2 separate regions of the Homo sapiens genome follow, and region 2 is linked to region 1. Evidence: chromatin loops called from intact Hi-C (ENCODE). Cell type or tissue: PC-9. All regions are shown on one strand. Links, peaks and the distances in the headings refer to the core of each region. The heading gives the core; the rest is flanking DNA. Region 1 has its middle 72 kb from the start of NAP1L1. Region 2 has its middle 24 kb from the start of LNCOG.

Region 1 (16,547 bases), core at 7,859-11,858:
GAGAGGGCCAAACTTTTATAACAACCCACTTTTTATAGTCCACGTTTATAACAAACCCACTCTTAAAATAACAAACCCATTCCTGCGATAATGGCATTAATTTATTCATGGGGGCAGCATCCTCATGACCTAATAATCTCTTAAAGGTTCCATCTTTCAACGCTGATGTATTGGGGGTTAAGTTTCTAGCATATGAACTTTGGGGGACACATTCAAAGCTAGCAGCATCTTACCTTTGTATTTATTTTTACTTATGCTATTCTAGTAGGAAAATTTTTTTGTGTCTCTTCACATGAAGGATAAATATTTTTAGAGGCAGCTAAAAGAATTTTCTCCCCTTGAAGCACAGATTTCTTTCCTTTTTAACCTCTTTTTGCCTTCACTTTTCATATCTCCATGTATTCTCTCAAGACTCATATATTCAACGTGTGGTAAGAAGGATACCACTAAGAAAAGATAAACTGCATATAGTTATTATGGCTGACGGATCTATGTAATTATAGACTGTTAAGCACATTACAGTTGAGGAAAGCCACAGAATGTTGGTAGAACTCAAGACAGGAGAATATTGGTGTGTTTGGAATGTATATTATTTTATTCTGCGATGGCATAGCTCTCTGTGCATTTGTTAACAATTTCTTTTTTTAAGCCCAGTGGCAAGAAGAGCTTCTTGTTATATGGTCATAATGTTGAAAATTGTAATATATGCTGCAAGAATGCAACTCCAGTACTGTGGAAAGAATTCCTCTTTTGGAATTTACAGGAATCACAGTCGAAGAACAGAGAAAGGTGAATAAGGAAGCAAACTGAGCTGATATGATATTTCCTTCAGCTCAGGACTGGCCAACATCTTTATTTGGTACAAAGAACAGTGCCAGATGACAATCCTACAGAGGAATTTGAAAGAAAATCTCCAGCGGAGGGTGAGATTTGAAATGCAGAGTCAGTGAGCCAACTTCTGATAGTCCAGGCAGCCAGGTCAACTGCAATGCCTACAGGTGAGGTTGGGCTTCACTAATAACACCTAAACCATCAAAATCACCTGGAGGAGCATTTAAAAGGTGGACTCCTGGTTCTACTCCAGATGCATTGAATCCAAATGGGGATGAGGCAATAAGTCTGTGCCAAGCACTGTTCTAGGCACTTTTATTATTCTGGACACTATTATTATCATAGTCCCTATTATTTTATTAATTCAACCATTGCATTTGTCAGGTATTGGCCCCTTTTTACAGGTGAAGAAGCTGAGGCTCAGAGAGGTTGAGTAACTGGCATCGAGTCACAGAGCTGTGACTCCAACCAAAGTCTGCTTCTAGCGCCTTTGTAACCCTTGCACTCTGCCAGAACTGGAAATGAGGTAATGGAGACATACTCAAACTTATAGTTGTGTTATTTTTAAAATAATAAATATTATTATTTAGTGCCCAGAAACATGTATTCTTTTTCTGATGCCATTTATTGCACATGTAACCTTTTTAGAAATAAACTTTATTTTTAGAGCAGTTTTAGATTTTCAGAAAAATGCAAAAAATTGTACAGATAGCTAGGTCCCATACATACTGCACCCAGCTTCCCCATTGTTAACATCTAACATTAGTATATTTGTTACCATTAATGAATCAATATTATTTAGAGTCAGCAGAACTGTATGCAAGACTCAGGGTTATCTCTTATGGCTTGAGCGGTCTTGGAAAAGAAACATAATCTGTTGAATCTTAATTTACTCATCTCTAAAATATAAGTAATAATAATAAAGATTTTGGCCAGGTGTGGTGGCTCACACCTGTAACCCCAGCACTTTGGCAGGCCAAGGCGGGCGGATCTTTTGGGGTCAGGAGTTCGAGGCCTGCCTGTCCAACATGGTAAACCCTGTCTCTACCAGAAATACAAAAAATTAGCTGGATGTGGTGGCATGCACCTGTAATCCCAGCTACTGGGGAGGAGAATTGCTTGAACCGAGGAGGCCAAGGTTGCAATGAGCCGAGACTGTGCTGCTGCACTCCAGCCTGGGTGACAGAGTGAGACTCCACCTCAAATAATAATAATAATAATTTCACAGGGATATGTTGGTATATTTGAGGAGAGCCCCATACCCACACTCTTCCCTTGCCTACCTCCTGTAGAGGCTGAAGTAGCTCCATTAGGGTTCCTAAATCTGATAAAGAAAAATGTGGCTATCTGCAGGGAAGTGGTTTTATAATACCGAATTCCAACAAGAAACATATTGGCACGATGAGGCACACTGGCCAGACAATAACAGGGAGCACAGAGGAACAATGAGCATGTGCTTCAGCCAGAAACTTTCTAGAAGCAGCAGCAAGGAAGGAGTGGGGCTCCACATGGCCAGTGTCCTCTTCAAAGCTCATCAATCTGTTAGAGTCCCTCCCCTTTCCTAAGGAGAGGAGCTGGATGGGGGTCAGAGGCTGGGAGCTCAATGCTAATGGTGATTGGACACCCCTAGTAGTTAGATTTACACTTAGGAATTGACCTACATGTGTGCACTCAAATGAATGTGTCTGGTACAAGTATTCACCAGAAAGGTACTTGCTCCAAATAACTCCTTCTGCAACAGGTACTCATTTTTATTTTTCATCAAAGACTGCTATATTTGTTTCAGAAATAGTCCAGTTGCTAACAGTGAGTAGGCATTTGTGTAAGGTTGTAAAAAAGAAATGTTTTGAAATGAATCTCTATTATGACTACAGAAAAGACAATCAGATTAATTATGTTCATGGACAGCGTTTTACTGATAATGATTTCCAAAATTGGCTCATCAACAGAGTCACCTTTTTGAAAATAGAGACCTGGATGGGTGCGGTGGCACACCCCTGTAATCCTAGCACTTTGGGAGGCCGAGGCAGGTGTTCGAAACCAGCCTGACCAATATGGTGAAACCCTGTCTCTATTAAAATTAAAAAAAAAAAAATTAGCCAGGCATGGTGGCGGGCACCTATAATCCCAGCTACTCAGGAGGCTGAGGCAGGAGAATCGCTTGAACCTGGGAGGCAGAGGGAGGTTGGAGGTTGCAGTGAGCCGAGATTGCACCACTGCACTCCAGCTTGGGCAACAAGAGCGAAACTCTGTCTCAAAAAAAAAAAAGAAAAGAAAAAAAGGAAGAAAGAAAATAGAGTCCTATGTTCCACTTGGTCAGAATATCCATAAGTGAGGCTGAGGTCGCTAGAGAAATTTTTGAAAAGTGCCTTAGGAACGCTAGTAATCAGAGTTTGGGACTTATTGGTGCAGACTGTATAGAGGGACATTTAACACTGAAATTTGATTTTGGGTGAAAAAAGTAATTTTTTTCCCTAAAAACCATAGTCTTGAGTTATTAAAATGTACAAACAGATTTTATTTATTTTATAAGCTTTTCTGACTTTGAAAGTCTTTTCAAATCAGTAAAATATTTTAGTCTCAGCAAAACTATTATATTCTATACTTTGGCTATTAAGTATTAGCAGACAAGCTGCTGGAAAAGTTAAATCTTTAAAAAGTTTGCAATTTGTGCTGCAAATGCTAAACCTATGTTTTTATCTTCCCTATATATACCGATGTTTTTATCCTCCTTCCTGAGAAGGTATGCTGTTTGAACAGACAAAAATACAGATACTGCCTAGCCAACACTAAAAATAGGAACATGTCTGAAATTCACATACTCATATGCCTCCCTGCACTTCCTGTACCCACCTACTGCTTTCTCTAGTTTCTATCCCTGGCTGCGGAACCAGCCCATCCCTTTCCTAAAGAGGCTTCTCTGTTGCTACATATCAATGCAGAAACCATTGACGTGCTTCTGTGTCAGCAATAATGCTCTGTCTTTCCTACCTCATTCAAGGATCCCAGGATTCTTTTTGAACAAGAAAGAAAGGTTTATTAGTCCTCCCCACACTTCAATGCGGCAAGGAGTCAGTATTATTTTGAATGAGGCCCAGAATGAACTCAGCAGATTCATAGAACTGGTCAGAGTGGCAGGTGAATCAAAAGTTGAGTTACAGGCCAGGTGTGGTGGCTCATGCCTGTAATCCCAGCCCTTTGGGAGGCTGAGGTGGGAGGATTGCTTGAGTCCAGGAGTTAGAGACCAGCCTGGGCAACATAGTGAAAACTTGTCTCTGAAACAACAACAACAAAAATTAAAAAATTAGCTGAGCATGGTGGCACTTACCTGTAGTCTTAGCTACTCAGGAGGCTGAGGTGGGAGGATTGCTTGAGCCCAGGAGGTTGAAGCTGCAGTGAGCCATGCTCACACCACTGCAGAGTGAGATCCTGTCTCAAAAAATAAATAAATAAAAGTTGAGTTACAAATTTGTTTCTATTGGTTTTTTTTTTTTTTTAGACGGAGTTTCCCTCTTGTTGCCCAGGCTGGAGTGCAATGGCATGGTCTTGGCTCACCTCAACCTCCGCCTCCCGGGTTCAAGCAATTCTCCTGCCTCAGCCTCCCGAGTAGCTAGGATTACAGGCATGCACCACCATGCCCGGCTAATTGTATATTTTCATTAGAGATGGGGTTTCTCCATGTTGGTCAGGCTGGTCTCCAACTCCCGACCTCAGGTGATGTGCCCGCCTTGGCCTCCCAAAGTGCTGGGATTACAGGCATGAGCCACTGCACCTGGCCTCTATTGCTTCATTTATTTATTTATTTATTTTAATTCAAGAAGAAAAATCAGCCTTATGTCTGCCAGTTTCTATTCTATTTAGCAGATTTCTCTTTGCTTTGTTCTAAATATACATAATTACTTTTTCATTTTCATACTCATTCTGAGAAATCTGAATTAATAATTATTTACTGAGTGCAATATCAGCTAGCTATTGCTGCATAACAAATTTAGCTGGTTAAAACAGCAAGTACTTATTTCACTCATAATTCTGCAGGCTGGTTGTGTAGCTTTTCTCTAGGTTTGCTTTCCTGTTCTTTGCTGGGCTTGCTTATATTGTCTGTGGTCAGCTGGAGATTTGACTGGAAGCTGGATGGTCTAGGATGGCCTTGCTCACATGTCCGGCCGTTGGCAGGTTGTTGGTTAGGAGCTGGCTGGCAGGGACACTTCATACTTTCTCCTTTCATCTTTCAGCATGCCAGTTTGGGCTCCTCCACATGGAGATCTCAGGGTTCTAACCACAGCAAAAGAGAACAAGGCATAATGTGCAAGTCTCTGCTTGCTTCTTATTTGCTAGTCTCATTTTCTAAATCAAGTCACACAGCCAAGCCCAGACGCAAGGTATGGTGAAATAGAATCTACCTCTTGGTGGGAGGAGCTTCAAATTCACATTTTAAAGAGGTATGCTTACAGAGATGGGAAAAAATTATAGTCATTTTTGCAATTCACCACCAGTACATAGTTTGTATGAAGCTTAACATTTTAGAAATATAGACAAAGCATCCGCCATTGTGTGTGTGTATATATATAATATATATATAAATTTATATATATATATATATATGCACTTTTTTTTTTGAGACTGAGTCTCACTCTGTCACCAAGGCTGGAGGGCAGTGGTGTGATTTTGGCTCACTGCAACCTCCACTTCCCAGGTTCCAGCAATTCTCCTGCCTCAGCCTTCTAAGTAACTGGGATTACAGGCACTCACCACCGCGCCCAGTTAATTTTTGTATTTTTAGTAGAGACGGGTCTTCACCATATTGGCCAGGCTGGTCTCAAACTCCTGACCTCAAGTGATTCACCCGCCTCAGCCTCCCAAAGTGCTGGGATTGCAGGCATGCACCACCACGCCTGGCCTGGATTGTATATTTTATTTTAGCCTTACCTGCTGATTGAGTTGCAAATCAGGCAAGTCGAAAAAAAAAAATCCCATTCGACAACACAAATCCTACTTTTCTTTCATGATTTTAGTTTCAGATTACCTGTAGAACTTGATGCCACACAGAGCAGTTGCAGTTGGACCAAAGTGTGGTGATTATAGATGGGGTTGGGGTGAGGAAAGGCTGTCCATGGGCTGTGAGAGTAGGCTTCTCAAGTTTTAAGCTTCCATGATGTCACCATGGACTAAAAGCTTGCAGAAACAAAAGGAAAACAGCAAAAATGCTTTATTTTTCTATAAGAGCAAATAGATCTGGCCTCGCTGGGCAAAAAAACATGTATGCATAATTTAGTGAATGGGCATCTTTGGTGACTGATGGAAAAGGGATTTAGCTGAGACTCAATCCCTGGGTGAGAGACAGAGAGTAGTGAGTCAAAACCTCTAGAGAACGGTCACAAAGAGAGCTCATTCTCCATGTAATAATGTTTGAGAATCCTTCAGTGTGAGGAAGGTAGTAATTCTTTTTGATTTTTCTGAGACAGGGTCTATGTTGCCCAGGCTAATCTCAAACTCCTGGCCTCAAGGAATCCTCCTGCCTCACCCTCCTGAATCACTGGGACTACAGAAAGGTAGTAAGTCTACCACTGTGCCCAGAAAAGTAGTAAGTCTAATAAACCTAGACATTAATGCAGCATGACCCTGTTTTTTACTTTCCTCGTTTATAATGGGGGAGAATCTGGTTGTGCTAGGGATGTTTTCCCCCTACCTCGTCCCTTTCTCCTCACCCGTGAACAGGTTCTGTGGATCATGATTCTTAGATAATATTCCTCACTTTCCCAAATGGCCTGCTCATGGTTATCTCTTCCCATAAGGCAATGAAGTGAAAATAGACATTAGCTGTCAGCTGTCAATCATTTTTTATGAAGACCCCCAAGATGAGCACTGAAGAAATACTCCCCTTTCTGAAATACAGTAATATTCAGCTTTGCTTGGTATCTTCTGAGCCAAAACATGGCTTAAGTGATGAATAAGTAACAGGGTGTTGCCTGAATTTTCCATATGCCTCACATTTTGGAAAAGCCTAGGAGAAAGGAAATAACTGTTAAAACATAAACATTGAGAGGGAATTTATAGTAATGTGGTTCAGTGCCCTAAGCTTATAAAGGGGCCTTGGCCACTATTGATTCCAAGTGGAAAAGCAAGACCAAAAAGTTAGGCCCAGGACAAGGCATGGTGGCTCACTCCTGTAATCCCAGCACTTTGGGAGACCAAGGTGGGTGGATCACCTGAGGTCAGGAGATTGAGAGCAGCCTGGTCAACATAGCGAAACCCCATCTCTACTAAAAATACAAAAATTAGCTGGGCGTGGTGGCACATGCTTGTAATCCCAGCTTCTCGGGAGGCTGAGGCAGGAGAATCACATGAACCCGGGATGTGGAGGTTTCAGTGACTAGAGATCACGCCACTGCAATCCAGCCTGGGCAACAGAGCAAGACTCTGTCTCAAAAAAAAAAAAAAAAAAAAAAGTTAGGTCTTGGGCCCCTCGGCCCCTCCTCCACCAGAGCTCTCTTATCTGTTATCTGTTTTACACATTGGGATTTTGCAAAATGTTTCTTGTGATGAAAGTTTCCTAATGCTAAGACATCATTTTGTAGATGAGGAACTGGAGGCCCAGCAAAATGTGGTGACTTGCTCAAGGTCACAGCAGTTGTCATTTGTTGAGCTGAGGGCGGAACTCAAATCTCAATCTCTAGTCCAATGTACTTTGTTCTATAGCATGCCATGTTCCACTTCTTCATATCTAAGCTGGGCAACTTCCTTTTAGTAGATTCTCACTCACAAGATATTAAGGATATTGCCAAAATGTATAGCACAAATCAGAAGATGAAAACTGTCATTTCTTTTTTGAATGATTGCTACAATATGATCTGGGTTCTGGCTTAGAGTTCTTACTTTGCCTCTCACAAGCTGGGTGACATAATATTTTTCTGTTGCTCTTTCCTCCCTATAAAATGGAGACACTGAAGTTCAAGTGAGTTACTGCTCAGTTTTTTTGTAAGCAAGAAGATAATAAATATGGAACATTGCAGTGATGATTGATTTATTGCTTTAATTGTACACAAAAACCCCACTTAATATTCATGAATTGTAAAGGCCTTCACTGAAATGAGCACTTCTGGAAAAACTGAATATAATCATCAAAACAGTCACCATTTATCTGGTACATAGCTTGAGTTAATTAGACAATGATCAAAGGATTCATGTTCTGCCTGCAAACCACGCACTCAGAGGTGCAATGAGAATTAAGGAATGAGCCTTAAGAAGTCATTCAACCATTCCAAATCTTACAAAGCCTGCAGTACTAAAGGAGTACTAGAGAAGAATCCACTGGTTGTCTTTTAAGTGGTAAAGCAACACAAGCACCAAGAACTTCAGTTGGTCCTGAAATTCTCTGCTTCCATTTAAGAGCTGCTTCTAAATGTGGCAGCTCACCCACTGTCTAATTAAAATGCCTTCCCAGAACAGCTTCAAATCTGACAAGGGTGAATAGTTGCCAAATGGGCTTCTTTCTTTGCTGGATCTGTAGGTAATTTGCCTCCAGCTAACAAGAATTGGCACTAAACACCAAAAATGGGATAATGAAGGCCTTTGGACACTGGGTAAGGACTGTTCTATGATGCTCAAGTGTGGAATGAGCACTGTAGTGTGAGCCCAGATTATTCTGTCCATAAACTCGGCAACTGCATGTTGGGCAATTCTATGTTACAAGGTAGCCCGAATGTTACTCAGATGAACAGTACTCTAGTGTATGCAATGGTTTCTAGTTTATTTTGTGATGATGTACAACATCCGGTTTATGTTTCTATTTGTAGATCAAGAAGAAAAAATAACCATGGGGCAAAGGACTAGTGTTGGGAGATTTGTGTTCAGGTTCTGGCCCAGTTATTGATTCTCTTTTCTGGATTAAACTTTGGGCTCCTGTTTCCTTGTCTGTGAAATAAATGGTGGGAGACAAAGATAAATTAAGGATTTCTAAAGTATGTTTCCAGTTCCAACAGCTTCTTATTTTATAGCTAAAGGTAGTAAGAACCAACAACTTTCACTCTTTGGATTAAAGTGCTCTATGCATCAAATCCCAGTGGGTTTTAAAATTATACTGAATCTAGGCCAGGCACAGTGGCTCATGTTTGTAATCCCAGCACTTAAGGAGGCCGAAGTGAGAGAATTGGTTGAGGCCAGGAATTCGAGACAAGTCTGGGCAACAAAGTGAGATCCCATCTCTACAAAAAATTAAAAAATTAGCCAGACTGGTGGGCTCCCTTAGCCTCAGCTACTTGGGAGGCTGAGGTGGGAGATTGCTTGAACCTGAGAGGCGGAGGCTGCAGTGAGCCAAGATCACATCACTGCACTCCAGCCTGGGTGACAGAGCGAGACTCCACCACACACACACACACACACACACAAAATCAGCAAACTTTGAGTAAAGCAGATTCCCCCTCCATTCCCTCTATTATGTCAGTGGGCCTCATCCAATCAGTGGAAAGGCCTTAGTAGAAAAAGACTGCGGTCTCTCGAGGAAGAAGGGAATCTGCTGCTAGACTGCATTCGGACTCGCAACTGCAACAACTCTTTCCTAGGTCTCCAGCCTGTCAGCCTACCCTGCAGATTTTGGATTTTCTAGCCTCCACAATTGTGTGAGCCAATTTCTTAAAATAGATCTCTCTCCATCTCTTTCTCTCTCTCTCTCTCTTTCTCTCTCTCTATATATATAAAATATGAGGAACCTAATAAAAATATATTCTATATATAGTTAAGGAACTTGTTCATTAAATACATGTATTATATACTAGAGAGAGATTTATTTTAATGAATTGGCTCACACAATTATGGAGAAACCAACATGATGTGTGTGTGTGTGTGTATATTTATATATAGGTTTTAGGTTGTGTACTATATATATCATATATAGTATGTGTATATATATATAATGTGTATATATTATATATACTATGTTGTGTATACATACTCTATGTAATATATACCATATATATGTGTCATGTAAACATGGATTCTCTTTTTCTCCCAACACAACCTCAGGAGGTAGATATGAGGAAACTGTGGTTCACAGAGGTTAAGGAGCTTGTCCAAGTGTACATAGCTAGCAAGAGGTAGATGCAAAATTGTAAGAACCACGCTGTCTCCATAACGCATGTGAAGACTCTTAGTTTATGCCCAGAAGAGGGAAGCTGCTCAATATTAATTCTCTTCCGTTTTCCTCTTCCACTGCCTTTTGTCTGATTACTCAGCTGTTTCTGCTAATGTCAGAGCCAGTGAAAGCCACGAAGTGTCGTACCATTCAATTTATAGCTCTCGTGCCATCAGGAATCTGCTCCAAGGTGATTCATGCTGTGACATTCTAGCCAGAAACTGAATCTGAAAGCAGCAACTAACTGTTCCACCACAGGATCTTGGGTTGCCTCAGTTTTCACGCCTACTAGTGGTCAGTTATGGGAGTGTGGTGACCCACTGAACACAGCCGCAGTCTACACTGCTGAATTCATACCCAGAGCCAACCACAGGCCTGTGCGTTGGAATGCACACCTCATTGTCTCCACTTTCATGGTGTAATTTAGAAGTGAGAAGGGAGAGTGGGTAGTGGTCTGAACCTTCCTTTCTGGCTTGGTGCTGCTCAGAGAGCAAGCTGTCTTTCTCATTTGGTAGTCTTGGTTTGGAAGCCGTAAGTGAAACAAGAACCATCCACTCTCTGTTTCTTCTCTCTTCTCCTTTGAAACCACGAAAGAGATCTGTTCCATTAGCACAAAGAATGCATTTATGCATTTTAAGTGGTTCTTTGGCAAACCAGAGGGCTGTTCTATGACAGGCTACAGACATTGTCTGTAGCTATTCATCAGATTGATAGGTGTCCTTATAATATCGATATCCCCAAATGTAACTTCATCTCCTTGTAAATTCATCGCAGTGGGGATGCTAATGTTGGCACCAAGCTATTCTATAATTTTAAGGGAAGAGGTTTTGAGAGTCCTCTGCAGTTGGCATAACACATGTTATATCCATGCTTGGATTTTGATATACTGAAATAATTTAAAATTTGAGATAATTCTACAAAGACTGGTTTATTTCAAGTTGATTACTTCCCGACTTCCAGTATGTAACATAGGCACCATTATCTTTTTAATTAAGCTGTTGCTGTAAAGCATATTTTAAAAAGGCCATTTAAAACTTTAAGACTGTATTATACATTTTTATGGTCTGATGCAATGAACAATGTTTGGCATCTGTTATATTGTATCTACAAACACAGTGTATAGCATGGGACAAAGTTACAAACATTGGAGCTTTAACTCCTTTCCCGTCTCCTGTCCCTCCATTCTTCCTAAATGATACCAAATTCTTTTCTGGTCCACAAACACGTCATTCTCTTTCATGTCTTGCATGTGCTGTCTCCTTGGTCTACAACGATCCTTCCATCCTTCATCCCCCTCCTCCTACTACACTTCACAAATTGCTGTTCACCCTTTGACACTCAGATTAAATGTCACCTCCCTCAGGAAGCCTCTTATGATTTCCTATGCTACTTCCTTGGAGCTTAATATCTATTTCCTATAATTTTCCAAAGGCATATAAATTCAAATAAAGTTATCCCTAAACTGTCTGCCAAGCAATCTTAGAAGACATGTAGAGAGCTTGAATGAAATCTGTGCTTCCAAGAAGGAAGCATGTGATGAGCATAGACAGTTCTATTCAAAGCCTTGAGGACAAAACAATATCCTCCAGGATTCTGCTTTCCCCTAACACCCAGATGGCAGGACTAATACCAGACTCCTGGAAGAGGATTTGGAAAGTGCTGGAAAACAGAAAAAAAAAATTACCCTTGATCCAATTATCCAGTAATAACCTTTGTTGATGTTTAGTAAATTTCTTTGTTTTTTGTTTTGTTTTCAATATATGTGTCTATAGACACTTTGGTTCTCTCTATTCCTGAGGCCACAGAACAAATACCCACTTCAATCAAGCTCATTGGGCCTTGCCTTTTTTTTAGTAAAGTTTTTACTGAAGTATAACATACATACACAAAAATTCACACACAAATCCAGTGTACAGATTGATTACTTTCTACAAAAATAACTTACCTGTGCAACCAGCACCTGGATAAAAAAACAGTATTTTACCAATGGCCTAGAAGTCTTCCTTGAGCATATTTTTAGTTATTACCTTCCCTCCAAAGGTAAGCATATGCATACTTCTCACACTAGATTATATTTTTGCCTGTTTTGGAACTTTGCACAAATGTAATCATCCAGTATATGTTTTTTGTTTGTTGGGCTTCTTTTGCTCAATGGTAAGTTTATGCAATTCATCTATGTTGCTGCAGGAAGCAATAGACAGTGTATCCTCAGGTAGTATTACATTTTATGAATATACTACAATTTGTCAATTCATTCTACTGTTGGTTGACATTTGGGTTGTTTTCAACTTTTGGCTACTATTGAGACAGCAGGCTAGTTGATTCCCTATTTTAAGATGATCTGGAGGAAAAGGACAAAAGCCCCTCACTCAAGCTCTAGCTTATCTAATTCTCAGCCAGTCAGTAACAAAAGACCCAAGAAGCTATTAATGTCAAGCTCCTATTTCAGGGGGCTAGGGACTTCCTCAGAGCCCTGCATGCGCAGTTAGGCTTAAAACTCTAACCTAAAGTTACTCCTTCCTCATTTTCATGCTAAAATTCATGCCTAGAGGTGGAAATTTAAAATGTTAATGCTACATACAATGTATGAAGCAGCATGCTGAGCCACTGCACACGTACTAGAAAAAACCCTCCTATACATGTCCTCATGGAAGCCCTACTTATAGAAAGATGCTATAAAACTAACCTACACACCACCCTGGGGAGCAGCCCATTCCTTTTCCCTTATCAGTGCTGGCTCCCTTGTGCACAAGCTGAAATAAACTTTCCTTTGCTGTAATGTTTGGTGATTTCTCTTGATTTCTCTTCTGGGAGATTGCAAGAATCCAGGGTGGTGGTAACATGACAGTTAGTACTGCTCTAAAAATTCTTGAACATGTCTTTTAATGCATATATATATATATATATATACGCATTTCTATTAATACCTAGGAGTAGAACTGCAGGGTCATAGAATATGTTTATGTTCACCTTTTAGTAGATTCTGCCAAATAGTTTTCCATTGTATCCATTTATGCTCCCATTAGAAAATCAATTGCTCCACATTCTCTCCAACACCTCATATTGCCTATCTTTTTGATGTTAACAATTCAGGTGGGATGTATTTCATCCCAGTATAATGCATTTCTCTGATGCCTTTTCTTATGTCTATTGAACACTTGATTATTTTCTTTTGTGAAGTTACTATCCAAATTTGTGGCCCATTTTTCTATTGGATTATCTATCTTTTCACCATTTTTTACTAGTAATTTGCTGGATATAAGTAAATCAAATATCAAGGCCGGGCGCCGTGGCTCATGCCTGTAATTCCAGCACTTTGGGAGGCTGAGGCGGGCGGATCACCTGAGGTCAGGTGTTCGACGCCAGCCTGACCAACATGCAGAAACCCCGTCTCTACTAAAAATACAAAAATTAGCCAGGCATGGTGGCGCGGGCCTGTAATCCCAGCTACTTGGGAGGCTGAGGCAGGAGAATTGATTGAACCCGGGAGGCAGAGGTTGCAGTGAGCCGAGATCGTGCCATTGCACTCCAGCCTGGGCAAGAAGAGCGAAACTCTGTCTCAAAAAAAAAAAAAAAAGTATATCAAATATCTTCTGTTACACTATGACCTGCCTCTTCACTCTCTTAGTGGTATCTTTTAATGAACTGAATTTAATAATTTTAATAAAACCCAATTTATCAATTTTTTGCTTTATGATTAATAGATTTGTGTCATATTTTAAAAATCTCAGCTCTCCTCAAGGATATGATCATATTCTGTTTTTTTCCCTAAAAACTTTGGTGTTTTATTTTTCACTACTTTTGTTTTTTATCTTTTGTTTTTTGAGATGGAGTCTCACTCTGTCACCCAGGCTGCTGTGCAGTGGCACAATCTCTGCTCACTGCAACCTCTGCCTCCTGGGTTCAAGCAATCCTCCGGCCTCAGCCTCCCAAGTAGCTGGGATTATAGGAATATACCACCACACCTGGCTAATTTTTGTATTTTTAGTACAGATGGGGTTTCACCATGTTGCTCAGGCTGGCCTTGAACTCCTGACCTCAAGTGACCCACCTGCCTCAGCCTCCCAAAATGCTGGGATTACAGGCATGGGCACCATGCCCAGCCCTTTCACATTTAGATCTGCAATCCAATTCAAATGATTTTTATATATGGTATGATGTAGGAGTCAATATTTATTACTTCCACATGAATATTTAGTTGACCAGACCATTTACTAAAATATTTTTCCTTTCCCCACTACACTCAATGTCATACTATAAATGAGTGATCCTATATGTGTGGACCAAGACAATGTCTTTTAAGCAACCCCTTCGCAAATATGCATCTGCCTGAGACTTCTCAAATGTTTGGCCAGCTCAGAGCAAGGAATTGGGTCCCTAAATCTGTTTCCTTCCCTGTGCTCAGGTAATAGTTGATAATATAGAATCATTTTTTTAAATATCCTGAACTTAAGACACTAAAACTGTCAGCTTAGCCTACCACGAAGAAATCGAAGTGGCACTTAGTAAAGTCTTGACATATGTAGCTATTATTATCACTGTAATAACCAACTTGGTTTCTCCTTAATCCCAAAACCATCTCAGTCTCCTACAAGTGATTCTTTGTCCCAGGCCTACTCTACTCAAATTCACCTAGACTGATTTTTAATTAATACTAGATAAGTAGCTATTCACTTCCCTATGATTTGTTCCCTAAAATTATACATCTAATCCATATCCATAAAACACTAAAATTTCACAGTCCCTGATAAAATAGAACCATCAAATTAAGGATGTTTGTCATGACCAATCTGATTTCAGATTGAGGAAGGAAATACAGGTATCTATTGGGGTAAGGCAGATGGCAGGTTATTGTTCACACCTAAATATGCCCAAGGTATAGGAGATCACTCATTTCTTTCATGTAAAGTGTGCTAGGGTCTGTGATCACAATGTAAGTCCCACTGTAACATTTGGGATTGCCTCAGGGACGGTGGCTTCCCACAGGACCAAGCAGTGAGAAATAACGGACAATTCTCTTTGGCTCAAATTTAGATTAAAATGTAATTCTTTTTAAAATAAAATACAAGACTAACCCAATCAAATTATTATTATTTTATTATACCGTAGGTTTTGGGGATACATGTGCAGAATCTGCGGGTTTGTTACACAGGTATACGCAAGCCATGGTGGTTTGCTGCACCCATTAACCCATTATCTACATTAGGTATTTCTCCTAATGCTATCCCTCCCCTAGCCCCCCATCCCCTGACAGGCCGGTGTGTGATGTTCCCCTCCCTGTGTCCATGTGTTCTCACTGTTCGACTCCCATTTATGAGTGAGAACATGCAGTGTTTGATTTTCTGTTGCTGTGTTAGTTTGCTGAGAATGATGGTTTCCAGCTTCATCCATGTCCCTGCAAAAGACATGAACTCATCCTTTTTATGGCTGCATAGTATTCCATGGTGTATATGGGCCACATTTTCTTTATCCAGTCTATCATTGATGGGCATTTGGGTTGGTTCCAAGTCTTTGCTATTGTGAACAGTGCTGCAATAAACGTATGTGTGCATGTGTCTTTATAGTAGAATGATTTATAATCCTTTGGGTATATACCCAGTAATGGGATTGCTGAGTCAAATGGTATTTCTGGCTCTAGATCCTTGAGGAATCATCACGCTGTCTTCCAAAATGGTTGAACTAATTTACACTCCCACCAACAGTGTAAAAGCATTCCTATTTCTCCACATCGTCTCCAGCATCTGTTGTTTCCTGACTTTTTAATAATTGCCATTCTAACTGGCATGAGATGGTATCTCATCATAGTTTTGATTTGCATTTCTCTAATTACCAGTGATGATGAGTTTTTTTTTCATATGTTTGTTGGCTGCATAAATGTCTTCTTTTGAGAAGTGTCTGTTCATATCCTTCGCCCACTTTTTGATGGGGTTTTTTTTTTCTTGTAAATTTGTTTAAGTTCCTTGTAGTTTCTGGATATTAGCTCTTTGTCAGATGGATAGATTGCAAAAATTTTCTCCCATTCTGTAGGTTGCTTGTTCACTCTAATGAATAGAATCTTTTGTGGTGCAGAAGCTCTTTAGTTTAATTAGATCCCATTTGTGAATTTTGGCTTTTGTTGCCATTGCTTTTTGTGTTTTAGTCAGGAAGTCTTTGCCCATGCCTATGTCCTGAATGGTATTTCGTAGGTTTTCTTCTTGGGTTTTTATGATTTTAGGTCTTACATTTAAATCTTTAATCCATCTTGAGTTAGTTTTTGTATAAGGTGTAAGGAAGGAGTCCAGTTTCAGTTTTCCGCATATGGCTAGCCTGTTTTCCTAACACTATTTATTAAATATGGAATACTTTCCCCATTACTTATTTTTGTCAGGTTTTTCAAACATAAGATTGTTGTAGATGTGTGGTGTTATTTCTGAGGCCCCTGTTTGTTCCATTGGTCTATATATCTGTTTTGGTACCAGTACCATGCTGTTTTGGTTACTGTAGCCTTGTAGTATAGTTTGAAGTCAGGTAGCGCGATGCCTCCAGCTTTGATCTTTTTGTTTAGAATTGTCTTGGCTATACAGGCTCTTTTTTGGTTCCATATGAAATT
Region 2 (16,547 bases), core at 6,923-10,922, 78 kb after region 1:
AGGTAGAATGGATTTTTTAACAATATTAATTTTTCCAATCCATGATCATGGAATAGTCTTTCATTTATTTATGTCTTCTTCATTTTCATACATATTTTATAGTTTTCAGTGTACTGTCTTTCATTTTGGTTAAATTTATTTCTAAATGGTTTTGTTTGGTTGGTTGGATTTTGTCTTGAGACAGTCTTGTTCTGTCACCCAGGCTAGAGTGTAGTGGTGTGATCATAGCTCACTGCAGCCTTGAACTCCTAGCCTCAAGTAATCTTTTTGCCTCAGCCTTCCAATTAGCTGGGACTACAGGCAGGGTCTCTCTCTGTTGCCCAGGCTAGAGTGTAGTGGCACAAACATGGTTCGCTGCAGCCTGAACCTCCCAGGTTCAGGCAATCTTCCCTCCTCAGCTTCCTGAGTAGATGGGACTACAGGTGTGCACCACCATGCCCAGCAAATTTATTTTTATTTTTTGTAGAGATGAGGGTTTTACTATGTTGCCCAGGCTGGTCTTGAACTCCCAGACTCAAGCAATCCTCCCACTTCAGCCTTCCAAAGTGCTGGGATTATAGGCCTGGGGATTGTTTTCTTAATTTCTTTTTTGAATAGCTCTGGTTAGTGTACAGAAATGCAACTACTTTCTGTATGTTGATTTTGTATCCTGTAACTTTACTGATTTTGTTTATTCTAACAGGTTTTTTGATGGAGGAGTTTTCAGGGCTTTTTCTATATATATTATCAGGTTGTCAGCAAACAAAGACCATTTTGTTCTTTATTTCCAATTTGGATGTCTTTTTTTTTTTTTAATTGAATGGAAGTGCTGAAAGTGAACATCCTTGTCTTGTACCAGATCATAAAGAAAAGCTTCTAGATTTTTAACATTGGGTACAATATTAGTTGTGTGCTTGTCATATATGGTCTTTATTATGTTGAGGTATGTTCCTGCTACACCTAATTTGTTGATTTTTGTAATTTTTAAAAATTTTTATATAGAGACGGGGTTTCCCCATGTTGCCCAGGTTGGTCACGAACTCCCAGGCTCAAGTGATCCACCCACCTTGGCCTCCCAAAGTGCTAGGACTATAGGCGTGAGCCACCGCGCCCAGCCCCATAATTTGCTGAGATACTTTTATCACGAAAAGATGTTGAGTGCTCTCCAGTGGTTCTTCTCTATTGAGATGATAATAGGATTTTTATGCTTCATTCTGTTAACGTGGTATATCACATTTATTGATTTGTATCTTTGCATCCCAGGGATAAATCCCACTTGATTATGGTGTATGATGCTTTTTAATGTGCTGTTGAATTTGGTTTGCTAGTATTTTGTTGAGACTGTTCATCAGGGTTATTGATGTGTAATTTTCTTTTCTTGTATCTTTTTCTAGCTTTGGTATCAGGGTAATTCTGGCCTCATAACTTGACTGAAGTAATTCCTCATTTTCAATTTTTTGGAAAAGTTTGATAAAGAGTGGTGGTAACTGTTCTTTAAATGCTTGGTAGGGCCAGGCATAGTGGCTCGCACCTATAATTTCAGCTCTTTGGGAGGCCAAGGCAGGAGGATGGCTTGAGGCCAGGAGTTTCAACCCAGCCTGGGCAACATAGTAAGACCCTGTCTCTATAAAAATACATATATATATCTACTTTAAATTAATTAATTAATTAATTTTATTTATTTATTTATTTTTGAGATGGAGTCATGCTCTGTTGCCCAGGCTGGAGTGCAGTGATGGGATCTCGGCTCACTGCAAGCTCCACCTCCCTGGTTCAGGCCATTCTCCTGCCTCAGCCTCCTGAGTAGCTGGGACTACAGGTGCCCACCACCATGCCCGGCTAATTTTGTTTTATTTTTTTATTTTTAGTAGAGACGGGTTTTCACTGTGTTAGCCAGGATGGTTTCGATCTCTTGACCTCGTGATCTGCCCGCCTCGGCCTCCCAAAGTGCTGGGATTACAGGCGTGAGCCACTGTGCCCAGCCAAAAAATTAAGAAAATTGTTAAATACTTGATAGAATTAATCAGTGAAGCTATCAGGACCTGAGATTTTCTTTGTTGTGAGGGTTTTTGATTACTGATTCAATCTCGTTACTCGTTACTGGTCTGTTCAGATTTTTACTTTTTCATGATTTAGTCTTGGTAGGTTGTATGTTTCTAGGAATTTATTCAGTTCTCCTAGGTTATCCAATTTGTTCAAATATAATTGTTCAGAGTAGTTGCTTATGATCCTTTGTTTTTCAGGGGTATCAGTTGCAATGTTTTCTTTTATTTTTAATTTATTTGAGTCTTCTCTCTTTTTAATTAGTCTAGTGAAAGGTTTATTTATTTTATCTTCAAAGAAAACCAACTCTTAGTTATGTTTATCTTTTCTATTGTTTTCTAGTTTCTCATTTATTTCTGCTCTAATCTTTATTATTTCCTCCTTTCTGCTAACTTTGGTCTTAGTTTGTTCTTTTTTTAGTTTCTCTTGAGGTGTAAAGTTAGGTTGCTAATCTTAATGTAAGCATTAATTGTTATAAACTTCCTTCTTCAAAATACTTCTGTTGCATTCTTGGTATACAACTTTTGGTATGTTTTGTTTCTTTCATTTTTGTTTGCCTCAAGATTTGTTTGTTGTTGTTGTTGTTATTGTTTTGCTGTTGTTGTTGTTTGAGACAGGATCTCACTCTATCCCCCAGGCTGGAGATTAGTGCAGCCTTGACCTCCTAGGCTCAAGTGATCCTCCCACCTCAGCTTCCCTAGTAGCTGGAACTATAGGTGCACACCCCACAACACCCAGCTCATTTTTTTTCTTATTTTTTGTAGAGATGGAGTCTCAGTATGTTGCCAGGCTGGTCTGGAACTCCTGGGCTCGAGTGATCCTTCCACCTTGACCTCCCAAAGTGCTGGGATTACAGGAGTGAGCCATCGAGCCTGGCCTCAAGATAAATATTTTAATTTCTTCTTTTACTCACTGGATGTTCAAGAGTGTGTAGTTTAATTTCCATATATTTGTAAATTTTCAAATTTTCCTCCTGTTACTGATTTCTGGTTTTATACCATTGTGGTCAGAAATGATACTTAATATGATTTCAATCTTCTTAAAATTTGTTAAGATTTGTTTTGTGGCCTAACATATGATCTATCTTGGAGGATATTTCATTGTGCTTCAAAAGAATGTATATTCTGCTGCTGTTGGGTAGAACATTCTGTATATGTCTTTTAGGTCCATTTCGTCTACGTTGTTGTTCAAGTCTGCTGTTTCTTTACTGAGTTTCAGTCTGGATGATCTACCCATTGTTAAAAGTGGGGTATTAAAGTCCTCTACTATTATTGTATTTCTGTCTATTTCTCCCCTCCATTCTGTTAATATTTGCTTTCTATATTTAGGTGCTCCAATATTGAGTGTATACACCTTTATAATTATTTTATCTTCTTGATGAATTGACCACTTTATCATCGTATCATAACCGTCTTTCTCTGTTGTAATAGTTCTTGACTTAAAATCTATTTTGTTTAATATAAGCATAACAACCCTGCTATCTTTTGGTTACCATTTACATAGAATACCTTTTTCCATCCTTTCACTTTCACCCTATGTGTGTCCTTAAAGTTAAAGTGAGTCTGTTGTAGGCGTTATATCATTGAGTCTTGGTTTTTTATGTATTCATCCACCCTCTCTATCTTTTGCTTGAAGAATTTACTCCATTTACATTTAAAATAATTATTGATAGGTAAGGGCCTACTACCACTTTGTTAATTGATTTCTGCTATTTTGTTAATTGTTTTATAGTTCCTTTGCTCCTTTCTTCCTCTTGTGCTGTCTTCCTTTGTGATTTTTTTGAGTTTTTGCTGGAGTCCTTGGCTGGACTGGCCTGGTGCTTGGAGCTTGAGTCCTCTGAAGCGGGACTGGAGCTTGAATCCATGTGGTTGATCAGTGTGGAGCTTGGCACTACTGGTGCTAGTCTGGTGCCTAAGGCCTTGGGATCAGCATGGAGCCTGGGGCCATGGGGGCTGGCCTGGCACTGGGGCAGCTTGAAACCTGGGTATGCAGGGGCAGGCCTGAAGCCTGGGTTTGAGGGCCCAAGCATGGAATCTGGGGATACAGGGGCTGGGCTGGACAGTCAGGCTATGGCAGCCAGCATGGTGCATGGGGCCATGGGGACCTAGAGCCTTGGTTCAAGGACAAAGCTGGTGCTGGGACAGGCTTATACCCTGGGTCCATGTCGAGGGGGCGGTCACTTAGTGACAGGGTTCATGAGGGCAGGCCTGGTGCTGGGGTCCATGGCAAAGATGAGTGCTCACTTCACTCTCCTTCCCCCACACAGAAGGTATCTCCCTTCACTCTGTGAGCATGGGCTTAGGGAAGGGGTAATGTGAGAAACTGTCTTTCCTACTCTCTTCAGAGCATGTTTTCTTATTTCTGTGCTCTGCTCTGGTGCTGTGGTCTGTCACCTGCATTCCTTAGCTCTTGTGAAGGTGTTTCTGAGCATGAATAGTTGTTTGAATTTACCTTTCTATGAGGGTTGAGCATTGGAAACTCCTATTCCATCATCCTGCTGATGTTACTCTGGAACCTGTCTATTCTTTCCATTTTTAACCTTAACATTTTGGGATATTTTTTCTAGTCTTTTTTCTACTTTTCTAAAAACCCATTTTGGATTACTTAAAATTAAAAAAAAATTGTATTATGTTTTTTTCACTTAGTTTAACAATAATCACTTACCACATGATTGAAATCTCTTTGCAAGTGTTATTTTTCATATTCATAATATCCACTGCTGTTAGAGTACCAGTATATGTTTTTAATTTCTACCAAGATATTGTTTCTAATTTTTTGCTTCAATTATTAATGCCATAATAAATATGTTTCTATTGTTTACTTCCAAAAATCGAGCCTTTCACATGCAAGCATGTCAAGGCTCTTGACATATAATGACAAAGTGCTTTCCAGAAATCTGTTTATGATATTTACATAATGTTTAAAAGCATCTGTTTCAGAAAGTATTATGGCAATCACTGTGGATGGTCTTACTTAACAACCATCTTAACTACTCAGTGGTATGCTGGCTCCTTCTCCTCTTCCTCCCAAAATCCTTGCTTTGTAGATTTTGCCGATACCTGCAGTATAAAAGCTCCCACTATGGCTGATTTCAAACTACTAAAGTGGACACCACTAAACATGGATTTGAGGACAGAGACTAACATTTGGCTTTTGAGAGCTGATAGAAGCTGGCTGTAGCAGGCCACTGAACTTCTTTTTCTAAAAACCCACATATCATATCTCACACTCCATCGAAGCTACAGTTCCACCAATCATTTCCATGTAGATGAGACTTCAGCGGAGAACCGTTAGATGCCATCTACTTGACAGCACAGATGGTGGCAGAACAGGGTGGTTCTGCAGCCAGTGATGTCCTGATCTGGCATCTTACTATACCTGTATTGAGGACAACAGGAGTGGTAAAATTGTTTCTGCAGTCAGCAGTACCAACAGCAGCTTCCTGATTTAACATTTGTGGAGGCTGCAGCAGTGGCTTTCCCGTTCAGGCATAGGGAGCTTCTGGGGCCTGGATTTTGCTCCTGCCTGCTCAGCCTAAGGACCAGTGACTACTTTACAGGATTTCCTAGAACCCAATCCCCTATGTTAAATTCTTTCATATAGAGTGAGTTCTACTGTGTGCAATTGAATCCTGTTCAATACAAGTCCCAGTCTATGCATGTTTTACCACTTCCAGATGTCCAAAATTGTACTCGGGTTACAATAGCCTAGAAAAACTTTCTGTAGGAGAAAGCTTATAATATCTAAATAATAACTTGAATTTTTAATTTCAATTAAAAATTAATTGGTCCCAAGGCCCTAGGCACTAGACTAGCACCAGTAGTGCCAAGCTCCACACTGTCCAACTACATGGATTCAAGCTCCAGGCCTGCTTCAGAGGACTCAAGCTCCAAGCACCAGGCCAGTCCAGCCAAGGACTCCAGCAAAAACTCAAAACATCACAAAGGAAGATAGCACAAGAGGAAGAAAGGAACAAAGGAACTATAAAACAATTAACAAAATGGCAGAAATCGATTAACAAAGTGGTAGTAGGCCTTTACCTATCAATAATTATTTTATTTTTGTAGAGACAGGGTCTCTTTATTAGTCTGTTCTCATCTGAGACTGGGTAATTTATAAAGGAAAGAGATTTAATGGACTCACAGTTCCACATGGCTGGGGACGCCTCACAATCAGGGTGGAAAATGAAGAAAGAGCAAAGGGACTTCTTACATGGCAGAGGGCAAGAGAGAGCTTGTGCAGGGGACCTCCCATTTATAATACCATCAGATCTCGTGAGACTTACATTCACTACAACGAGAACAGCGCCAGAAAGACCCGCCCCTGTCATTCAATTACTTCCCACTGGGACCCTCCTATGACATGTGGGAATTATAGTAGCTACAATTCAAGATGAGATTTGGGTAGGATCACAGCCAAACCATATCGGTCTCATTGTCTTATCCAGGCTGGTCTTGAACTCCTGGCCTCAAGTTATCCTCCCACCTGGGCCTCCCAAAGTGCTGGGATCACAGGCATAAGCCACCATGCCCAGCCACAACTTGAATTTTTTTAAGTAATATTATATTGAATAATAATACTTAAGATTTTTGCCTTCTTTTTAAAGAATACCATGAAATATAGATGGTAATAAATATGAATTTTTAATGTACAAAAGTCTTCAGAGATAACAGTCCAACATATTTCAAAGTGTATTCTTTAAATTGTCTAATTTAGAATTACTGAGGCTTTTGTCCAATGAATCCAAATCTCTAGAGGTGGAGTCCAGGAATATCAATTCTTATAACACTCACAGATGTGCATCTGAAAGTTTGAGACCCATTAATCTAGTCTAATTTTTATCCTAGTCAGAAAATGTATCAGCAACATCTTCCAACAGATATCCCAAGCGAACCATCCCAACCCAGCATCCCGGAGCAAGCCAGTTTCTACTTAAACACTTCAGTAAGGCAGATCATGAGAGAATACTCATTCTATTTTCAGATGGCTCTAAATTCTGGAAAGTTCTTTCTTAATATCCTGTACCCCCAAACAGAATATTGGAGCCCTGAGTCCCTGGCCAAGTGTCATCTCTCATACTTTTTCACACAATACCCCTCCAACCTCTATCAGCGCCTTCACCATCTGAAAGACCAAGAACTACAAGCCTTGGGAACCCACCTTCCTCCTCATCAGGCCTAAGCCTGAGATGGAATGGCTGCTGGGCTCAGCTGCTGCCTCTGGTTCTGCTTTAGAGAAGCTGATATTTCTACAGCCTATGTTCAGGCTGACTTTGGAGACCAAAAATTTTATTCCAGGAGATTTTTGTTAATCCAAGCAGCTAGCAAGAACAACTCCTAGCCTGGGCAACATGGTGAAACCCCGTCTCTACAAAAAAATACAAAAATTAGCCAGGCGTGGAGATGTGTGCCTGTAGTCCCAGCTATTTGGGAGGCTGAGGCAGAAGGATTGCTTAAGCCAGGGAAGTGGAGGCTGCAGTGAACTGAAGTCACACCACTGCACTCCAGCCTGGGTGACAGCAAGAATTTATCTCAAAAAAAAAAAAAAAAAAAAGCAAGAATAACTTGTAATCCCAGCACTTTTGGAGGCTAAGGCAGGAGGATCGCTTGAGACCAAACTGGGCAACAAAGCAAAACCCTATCTCAACAAAAAATAAAAATAAAAAATTAGCAGGGCATACTGGCATGCACCTGTAGTCCCAGCTACTTGGGAGGCTGAGGCAGGAGGATTGCTCAGCCCAGGAGTTTGAGGCTGCAGTGTGCCGTGATTTCATTCCAGCCTATGTGACAGGGCAAGACCCTGTCTCAAAAGACACACAAACACACACACACACACACACACACACACACACACAGACACACACGTGCAAGTGCTCCCTTATCAAACTAGGCTAATAAACCTCTCTAGGTGAGAAGCTGAACATTTAACACAGAGGCAGAAACCACAGGCCCACTTTTTTTGAGAGCTTAAATGGGGAAGGATCTGCCATAAAATCATTTCGTTCCAGCCATATCCTCAGTTTTGGGGAAAAACAGAAGAGGGGTGTAATTCTGAGTGTTCTGAGGTAGTTCTAGATGCAGTTACTTCTGCTACTGTAATAAATAAATCCCCAAATTTCAGTGACTTAACAATAGTAACTCTCACCTTCATGCAGAGCAATGGCTGCCGGGGTGGGGCGTAGTCACTCGGGGACTCAGGCTAACAGAGGCCCCACTCTCTGAAAACACATTGCTTCCAAGGTCACCATGAATATTCGCGTTCAGCTAGCAGATAGAATGAGCCAGGGGTAGACAATTTTTAGGTTCATCCCCGAACATGCAGTATACTCATGCATCACTTAATGATGGGGATATGTTCTGAGAAATGTGTCCTTAGGTGATTTCGTCTTTGTGCTTACACAAACCTAGGTGGCATAGCCTACTACACACCTAGGCTAGATGGTATGGCCTGTTGCTCCTAGGCTACAAAACTGTACAGCATTTGACTGTACTGAATACTATAGGCATTGTAACACAGTGGTAAGCATTTGTGTATCTAAACACAGAAAAGGTACAGTAAAAATACAGTATTATCATCTGATGAAACCACTGTTGTATATGCATCCGCCCATTGACTGAAACGTCGTTATGCAGTGCGTGGTGGTACATCACTTTTGCCTCTGTACAATTCACAGAACTCAGGCATGTGGCCACACCTGGCTTCTAGAAGAGCTGGGAAATGCAGTCTGTTTGCCAAGGAGGAAAGGAAAATAATGTGACTCAACCTATCCAAGCTTCCGTCTACTATCAGACAGGCATCTGCAGGTTGTGTGAGTAATTATGGTGTCAGCCCGTCAGTAGATAAAAGCAAGAGGCCTCTAGGGTCTTTATTTCCTGGAGCGCTCTATGAAACTCTATTCTGCCAAATGTGCCCATGGATCTCTTAGAATCTTCCTTTGGTCTTCAACCTCCACAAATTCCTAAGACAAACTGAACACTTTTTTGAGGAATTGGTATTGCTACCAATTCCTTTCAAAAGTACTTCATGACATCAATTGTTATTGTTAGACCCTGTGTTTAAGCCAGTTTTATGGTGTTCGCTGTGTATGTCTCTCGGACTGTCAGATACACATTTTCCTGAATCCCAAGACACGAGGAAGGAGTCCCTTACTGTCTTCGTAAGAGAAGCCTTAGTGAAATCAGGTGTCTGATTCCCTCTGTCTAGGAAAGCCCTGGGGTAAGGTACCAGACCTTCCGCATTTCCTCAGCACTTAGCACTGTCACTTAGCAGGCACCCAATATAAGTATGTTATGTTGAATTCTATTAAACTGCTTCTAGGTTTAACAAGAGTCATTTAATTTTGTAACTCTCTCCAAGTGAGACAGGTTCTCACTCTGTCACCAAGGCTTAAGTATAGTGGTGCAATCACAGCTCACAGCAGCCTAAACCTCCCAGGCCCAAGCGATCCTCCCACCTCCACCTCCTGAGTAGCTGGGACTACAGATGTGTCACCCCACCTGACTAGTTTTAAAATTTTTTGTAGGGGCTGGGTCTTGCTATGTTTCTCAGGCTGGTTTCAAACTCCTGGCCTCAAGCAGTCGTCCCACCTTAGCCTCCCAAAGTGCTGGGATTACAGGTATGAGCCACCATGCTTAGCCTCTCTCCAATTTTTAATTGAAATTTTTATTGAGATAGTTGTAGGTTCACATGCAGAAATAATGTAGAAAATCCCCTGTGTATTTGCTTTGTTTCCTCCAATGGTAACATTTTGCAAAACTATAGTATACAGACAATCAGGATACTGACATAGACACAATCTACCAGTCTTATTCATATTCCTCTCGTTTTACCTGTACGTGTATGTGTGAAAGTGCTATGCAATTTTATCACCTGTGTAGGTTTGCACATCCATCACAACCAAGATGCAAAACAGTTTCAATGCCATAAGGATCTCTAGCGTTGTCCTTTTTTTTCTTTTTCTCTTTATTTATTTATTTTTTGAGCTGGAGTCTCGCTCTGTTGCCCAGGCTGGAGTGCAGTGGTGCGATCTCTGCTCACTACAACTTCCGTCTCCCGGGTTCAAGCAATTTTCCTGCCTCAGCCTCCTGAGTAGCTGGGACTACAGGTGTCTGCCACCAAGCTCGGCTAATTTTTTTTTTTTTTTTTGTATTTTTAGTAGAGACAGAGTTTCACCACGTTGGTCAGGCCGATCTCCAACTCCAGACCTCAAATGATCTGCCCACCTTGGCCTCCCAAAGTGCTGGGATTACAGGCATGAGCCATCTTGCCCAGCCCATTGCCGTTTTCTAACCACACTCACCTCCCTCCCACGCTTTCACCCTGAGTCCTTAACTCCTGGCAAACACTAATTCGCCCACCATCTGTAACATGTTACCTTTTAAAAATGTTGTATAAATAGAATTACACAGTATGTAACCTTTTGGAATTTTTTTTTTACTCAGTAATTCCCTGGTGAGTCAACCAAGTTGTTTTGTATACTAATAGTTGGCTCTTTTTCTTCTATTGCTGAGTATGCTATGCTATGTATGTACCACAGTTGGTTTAACCACTCACCTGTTGAAAGACATCTGGGCTGATTATAGTTTTGAACTATTACAAATAAAGCTATATATTCATGTACAGGTTTCTTCTATTTTTTATAGTTCTAGTTTTTAGGGAAATATTGTGACTGAAACTATCCATCAACCCTCATAGTCTGAAAAGTCCCGGTGCCCTCAGTAATAGCTATCTCTCCTTCCCTTTGCCACCGCCCCACCTCCTTTTTTTTGGCAGCACCCTCACTCCACCCCAGCATAGAGTTTAACCTCTCTGGCTTTATCTTCTTCATATGTCTTTTGTTGTGAAACGTTTATTTAGTAGTCCAGTTTTACTTTGTACCTAATAGACTTGGATTTGAACCTTGAATCTCCTTTCTCTTACTCACTGCTTTTTTTCTGGATCCTGAAACTTTTTTGCCCCACTCACTCTCACACTGAGCTCCCTGTGGGCCCCCGAGGTCCTCACTCTGGGCTAGGCCTCACCAAGGGAAAGAAGGTCAGATACATTCTTGCCTTTACCTCATATTTACTACGCAGAAACTCCTACTTTAGCCTGTTCATGGACACTCAGGAGATACCACTTTACATAAGCCACTAACTAGGTCAAGATTTATTCAGTTTACCAATATTATTTTGTACCTGTACTTATGGAATATCATAGTTTGCTTTGGAAGTAGAGCTGAATTCTGCATGTGCACAAAAAGACCATGATAGAGCAAATATTACCTGTCTTAGTTCACTGGGGCTACTGTGGCAAAATACCATAAACTGAATAGCTTATAAACAACTTAAATTTACTTCTCATAGTTCTGGGGTTTGGGAAGTCCAAGATTAAAGTGCCAGCAGATTTGATGTCTAGTGAGGCCTTATTTCCTGGTTCCATAGACTGTGTCTTCTTGGTGTATCTTCAAATCGTGGAAGAGCAAAGGAGCTCCCTGGGGTGTCTTTTGTCAGGGCACTCATTTCATTCATGAAGACCTTGCTCTCATGACTTAATCATCTCCCAAGAGGCCCCAGTTCCTAAAACCATTACGCTGGGGGTCGGGTTTCAACATATGAATCTGCGGGGAGGGTGGGGGTCGGGGGGGCAGGTAGGGAGGGAGACACAAACTTTCACACCATAGCAATACCCAAAGTATATAATTAATACTAATATAGACTGGGCTCAGTGGCTCACACCTGTAATCCCAGCACTTTGGGAGGCCAAGGTAGGGGACTTGCTTGAGCCCAGGAGTTTGTGACCAGCCTGGGCCACACATGGCAAAACGCTGTCTATACTAAAAATACAAAAAAATTAACCAGGTGTTAGTTGTGGCATGCACCTGTATTCCCAGCTACTTGGGAGGCTGAGGTGGGAGGATCACCTAAGTCTGTTAGTCAGAGGCTGCAGTAATCCATGATGGTACCACTGCACTCCAGCCTGAGCAACAGAGTGAGACCCTGTCTCCAAAAAAAAATTTTTTCTAGTACTAATGTAAAGGAAGGCTCTAGGGATGTTCCTTAGTCTCTATTCTTGTTTTTATACAGGATATAATTCACTTAGTTGCCTATATGAAGACCTAGAAGGTAAGGTCACTGAGGGACACCCTGATAGGACAAGATTGTTCTTAGCACCAAAATAACTCAGGGATCTGATATCCAAGCTATGGTAAGAGCCCTGCTCATGTGTCTGCCTGCCTAGTGCATACCTCCAGTCCTTATTGCTGGCCTTCATGTATATATGCTTGTTGGTAGAAGAACTAAGGCAGAACTGGCTTGTCTGTCATAATATAAAAGAGTCTTGGAAAATGTCCAGGGTCCAGGGTCTAAAACTCCTCGTGGCCTTTGGAACACCAAGCTCTGTGCCAAAGGGTGGAAGGCTGCCCTGCCGCACCACAAATCTAAGCCCAGAGCATAAAACCTCTCGTGGCTTTGATGGAATCCAGGGCTCATGACATAAAGCCCCTCGTGGCCTCTGGAATGTGCACAGACTTGCTGGTTGCTCTCCCAGGCTCATAAACATGTTCTCCATTGTTTCCAGCAGCAGAGCATATTCTATATGCGTCAAAGAAAACGCTAAACCGTCACAGCTACATTTGATGCACTACTACCTTTCTACCCCCGCATCCTCACGTCCTCACCACCTGCTTCTTTGTTTGATCACCAATAAATAGTGTGGGCTCCCAGAGCTCGAGGCCTTTGCAGCTTCCATACCAGCGTTGGCCCCCTGGACCCAACTTATGTACTCTTAACCTGTCTTTTCTCATTCCTTTGACTCCGCCAGACTTCGAAGCCCCCATGGCCTGGTGTTGGGTCTGATCACCCCAACATATGCTAGCTTTAGCTTACCTAAGAAATATTATAATTGTTCCAGATGGCCCCTGCATTACACGAGGAGGTAGGGCAAGAAAGAATACTGTGTACCTACTTTCCCTAAACTACCTCCAATGATTCACTCAACACCCAGCAGTAGAATTCTCTCCTTCAGGATAGATGTGAAGGCTGGATGCAGTAGTAATAACCCAGCTGGCTCCAGCTTCAGTTGCTTGTTCAAGGGGAAAGACCAAGGCATGAAGGTGGCCTCACAGTATCAAGCAGGACGTGCACCCCAGCAGCCCAGCCTGTGGCCAGGGCCATGTCCTGCTGATCAAGTGGAGAGATGGATATAATATTCTAAAGATCTGAAGACAGAGATAGCTGAAATTTAAGAATAAAAAATGTGAAAGTACAGAACAGGAGTCTTGTGGCTTAAGAGCAATTCACATGAAAAAGATCCACGGCTTTTTGTTAACAAAAAGTCCAACATGAACAAATAAAAATTTAAAATTATAATAGTTCCAAATAGAAATGAATTCTCTTGGTCCAGGATGGAAGGCTTCAGCTCAGTCTTGAAGGAAAAATAACATAAGACTTAAAAATCTAGACAAAAAGGAACAGAGAGAGCACTCCCAGTGGAGGGAATGACATGACTAAGCTGTGGTGGGATGCCTCTGACATAGACAGGAGAACATAAGAGACACACTTGACCAGTTAGGGAAATATCTTTTGGCTATTACCTCCCCCTGTAACAGATAAAATGAAAATAAACTATTCTCACTGCTATGGTCTGAATGTTTGAATATCCCCCTGTTCCATGCCTCCTCCCCCAAATTCATATGTTGAAACTTTATCCTCAATGGAATAATATTAAGGGTGGAGTCTTTGGGAGGTGATTAGGTCATGATGGCTCTGCCCCCATAAATGCATTTACTGCCCTTTTAAAAGGGGCACGAGGCTGGGCATGGTGGCTCACACCTGTAATCCTAGCACTATATATATATATACACATATATATATATACACACACATATATATACTATATATATATATATACACATATATATACACACATATATATACTATATATACACATATATACTATATATACACACATATACTATATATACATATATACTATATATACACATATATACTATATATATACATATATATACTATATATACACATATATATACTATATATATCCTAGCACTATATATATACACATATATATGTGTGTATATATGTATATGTATGTATATATATGTGTATATATACATATATAGTGCTAGGGTATATATTTTTTATATATATAATATATGTATATATAAAATATATATTTTTTAAACAAAACAAAAAGAGGCACAAGGGAGCTTGTTCCCTATCTTCTACTATGTAAGGACACATAGGAGGCACCATCTGTGAGGAAGGGGTCCTCACCAGACACTCAATCTTTTGGCACCTTGGTCTTGAACTTCCCAGCCTCCAGAACTGTGAGTAGTAAATTTCTATTGTTTATAAATTACCCAGTATAAGCTATTTTGTTTAAAAAAGCCCAAATAGATTGAGACATTCACTACTGAAGGGTCCCTAAACTTGTAGAAATTATTTCCCAATAGTTTTTCTGCATTTTAAAAAATAATGAAATTCTTACAAAAGAGATCCAAGTTGCTTATTTTAGTTTAAACTCACAGTGTTATTTTTATGGCTACAGCAGAGTGACTGTGTGCTTATTCATTAAAATTCCCAGAAAACCTTAAGCCTTGATAAATTTATACTTCAGGCCTTTGGACTTCTCTTTTCTTGCCTTGATTTTAGGTATTGACTGAATGTCAATATCTAAATGTCAAGTTGAATATCAGTCAGAGTTGGGGAACATTAAGTTGCTGTTATGCTAAAGGCCTTAGGCTGGGAGAGAGGGGATTAAAAGATGATTTTAGATTATAGGATAGGGGTTCATGAAAGCATCTCTGAAAAAAAGTCCAAATCACCAAAAGCTGGATTATCCGTAAGGAAATCTCATTAGAAATGATTTTAGCTGGTGAGTCTACCAGTCAGGATAGTTGCCAAGTTATTTGCTTCCATGAGCAAGGAGTCTGAAAAATTGACTTTAGATGGTTAGTCAGTCACTGATGCTCATACGGAGATCTGCCAAAGAATCTTTGAGGCACAGAGAGCCACATGGCTGCAGAAGGCCTCAATCCAAATTCTCAAAATATTAGGAAAATACATGAATAGGACTAGTAAATATACTGTTTATATTCCTTAGAGGTAACATTAACTATTTTTTTTCTGTTGCTTTAGGCAAAGATTTTTGCTTAAGGCAAAAATAAAAGAGATGCCAGAAATGTATTACTGTAAATAAACACCACTGCTATGTGTGAAAAGATCAATCATTCACTCAACAAGCATTTATTAAGCATGAGTGTTAAGTTCTGGAGACACAAAGATGAATAAACCAAAGTTTTTGCCCTCAAACAGCTCATAGCTTAGAGCAGAAGTCAATAATTGCAAAACTTTTATAGGGCAACAGCCCCCAACCTTGTTGGCACTAGGAACTGGTTTCCTGGAAGACAATTTCTACATGAAAGAATTAGAGGGGAAGGGGTTTTGGGATGAAACTGTTCCACCTTAGATCATCAGGCATTGGATTCTCATAAAGAGAATGCAACCAGCTGGGTGTGGTGGCTCATGCCTGTAATCCCAGCACTTTGGGAGGCCAAGGCAGGTGGATCGCCTGAAGTCAGGAGTTCGAGACCAGCCTGGCCAACATGGTGAAACACCGTCTCTACTAAAAATACAAAAATTAGCTGGACGTGGTGGCCTATGCCTGTAATCCCAGCTACCCAGGAGGCTGAGGCAGGAGAATCGCTGGAACCCGGGAGGCAAAGGCTGCAGTGAGCTGAGGTCTCGCCACTGCACTCCAACCTGGGCGACAGAGCAAGACTCTATCTCAAAAAAAAAAGAGAGAATGCAACCTAGATCCCTTACATGCACAGTTCACAATAGGGTTCCCACTCCTATGAGAATCTAATGCCACTGCTTATCTGACAGGAGGCAGAGCTCAGGCGGTAATGCTCACTTCTGTGACCCTCACCTCCTGCTGCACAGCCCAGCTCCTAACAGGCCATGGACCTGTGCCCAGCTGCAGCCTGGATGTTGGGCACCCCTGTAATATAGGGGCTATAATGGAGGCAAGCATAAAGCATGGAGAAGGCACAGAGAAGGAAGCAAGTTTGGAGAGGATAGTCAGGGAAGGACTGATGGAAAAGACCTTTGGACTGCATCTCAGAAGATGAAGAGGAGTCACCCCATGCAAGCACTGCATTCTGAACAGGGGAAAAGCATCCCGAAGCATCCCAGAGCATGAAGGTGTGCAACCAATTTCACATCAATTCAGTTAGTAAGCTCTTCATAGCATAACTTTAGCATAACTTCTTTTATTTAGATGTTTCCTTTTTAAATTCACTTTTTTTAATGTTTCAGAGAAAGTATGTGGGAGTAGGGTTGGGGTGTTACTCGATGGACAGCCAAAGCAATCTACCATTATGGAGTCTAAAGTACTCGCGATGAGATCTTCTGAATGTAATCTGCCAACCTTGTTTCCCTAAGGGAATCTTTGGCAGAACTATATAAATGAGATCATGACCATTAGAAAAATAGTATTTTAAACTCTGGTCTTTATCTCAA

What was found. Peaks named below come from ENCODE experiments on the same cell type or tissue, not always from the same donor. Only the 100,000 strongest peaks of a DNase experiment are listed, where the experiment ranks them.
Region 2: a loop joins it to region 1, with 6 times the contacts of the local background. A loop is called at or near these places in 1 of 110 quality-filtered maps.

Annotation. Positions count from the first base shown.
Region 1 is chr12:76,148,667-76,165,213 of GRCh38, forward strand. No RefSeq gene overlaps it. Among named protein-coding and RNA genes, the nearest start is that of NAP1L1, 72 kb to the left of the region's middle. In PC-9, for the core only: CTCF peaks have their summits at 10,240 and 10,440; no DNase peak of the experiment used is centred there.
Region 2 is chr12:76,228,061-76,244,607 of GRCh38, forward strand. No RefSeq gene overlaps it. Among named protein-coding and RNA genes, the nearest start is that of LNCOG, 24 kb to the right of the region's middle. In PC-9, for the core only: no CTCF peak of the experiment used is centred there; a DNase peak (open chromatin) is centred at 8,791; H3K27ac peaks cover 1,226 bases.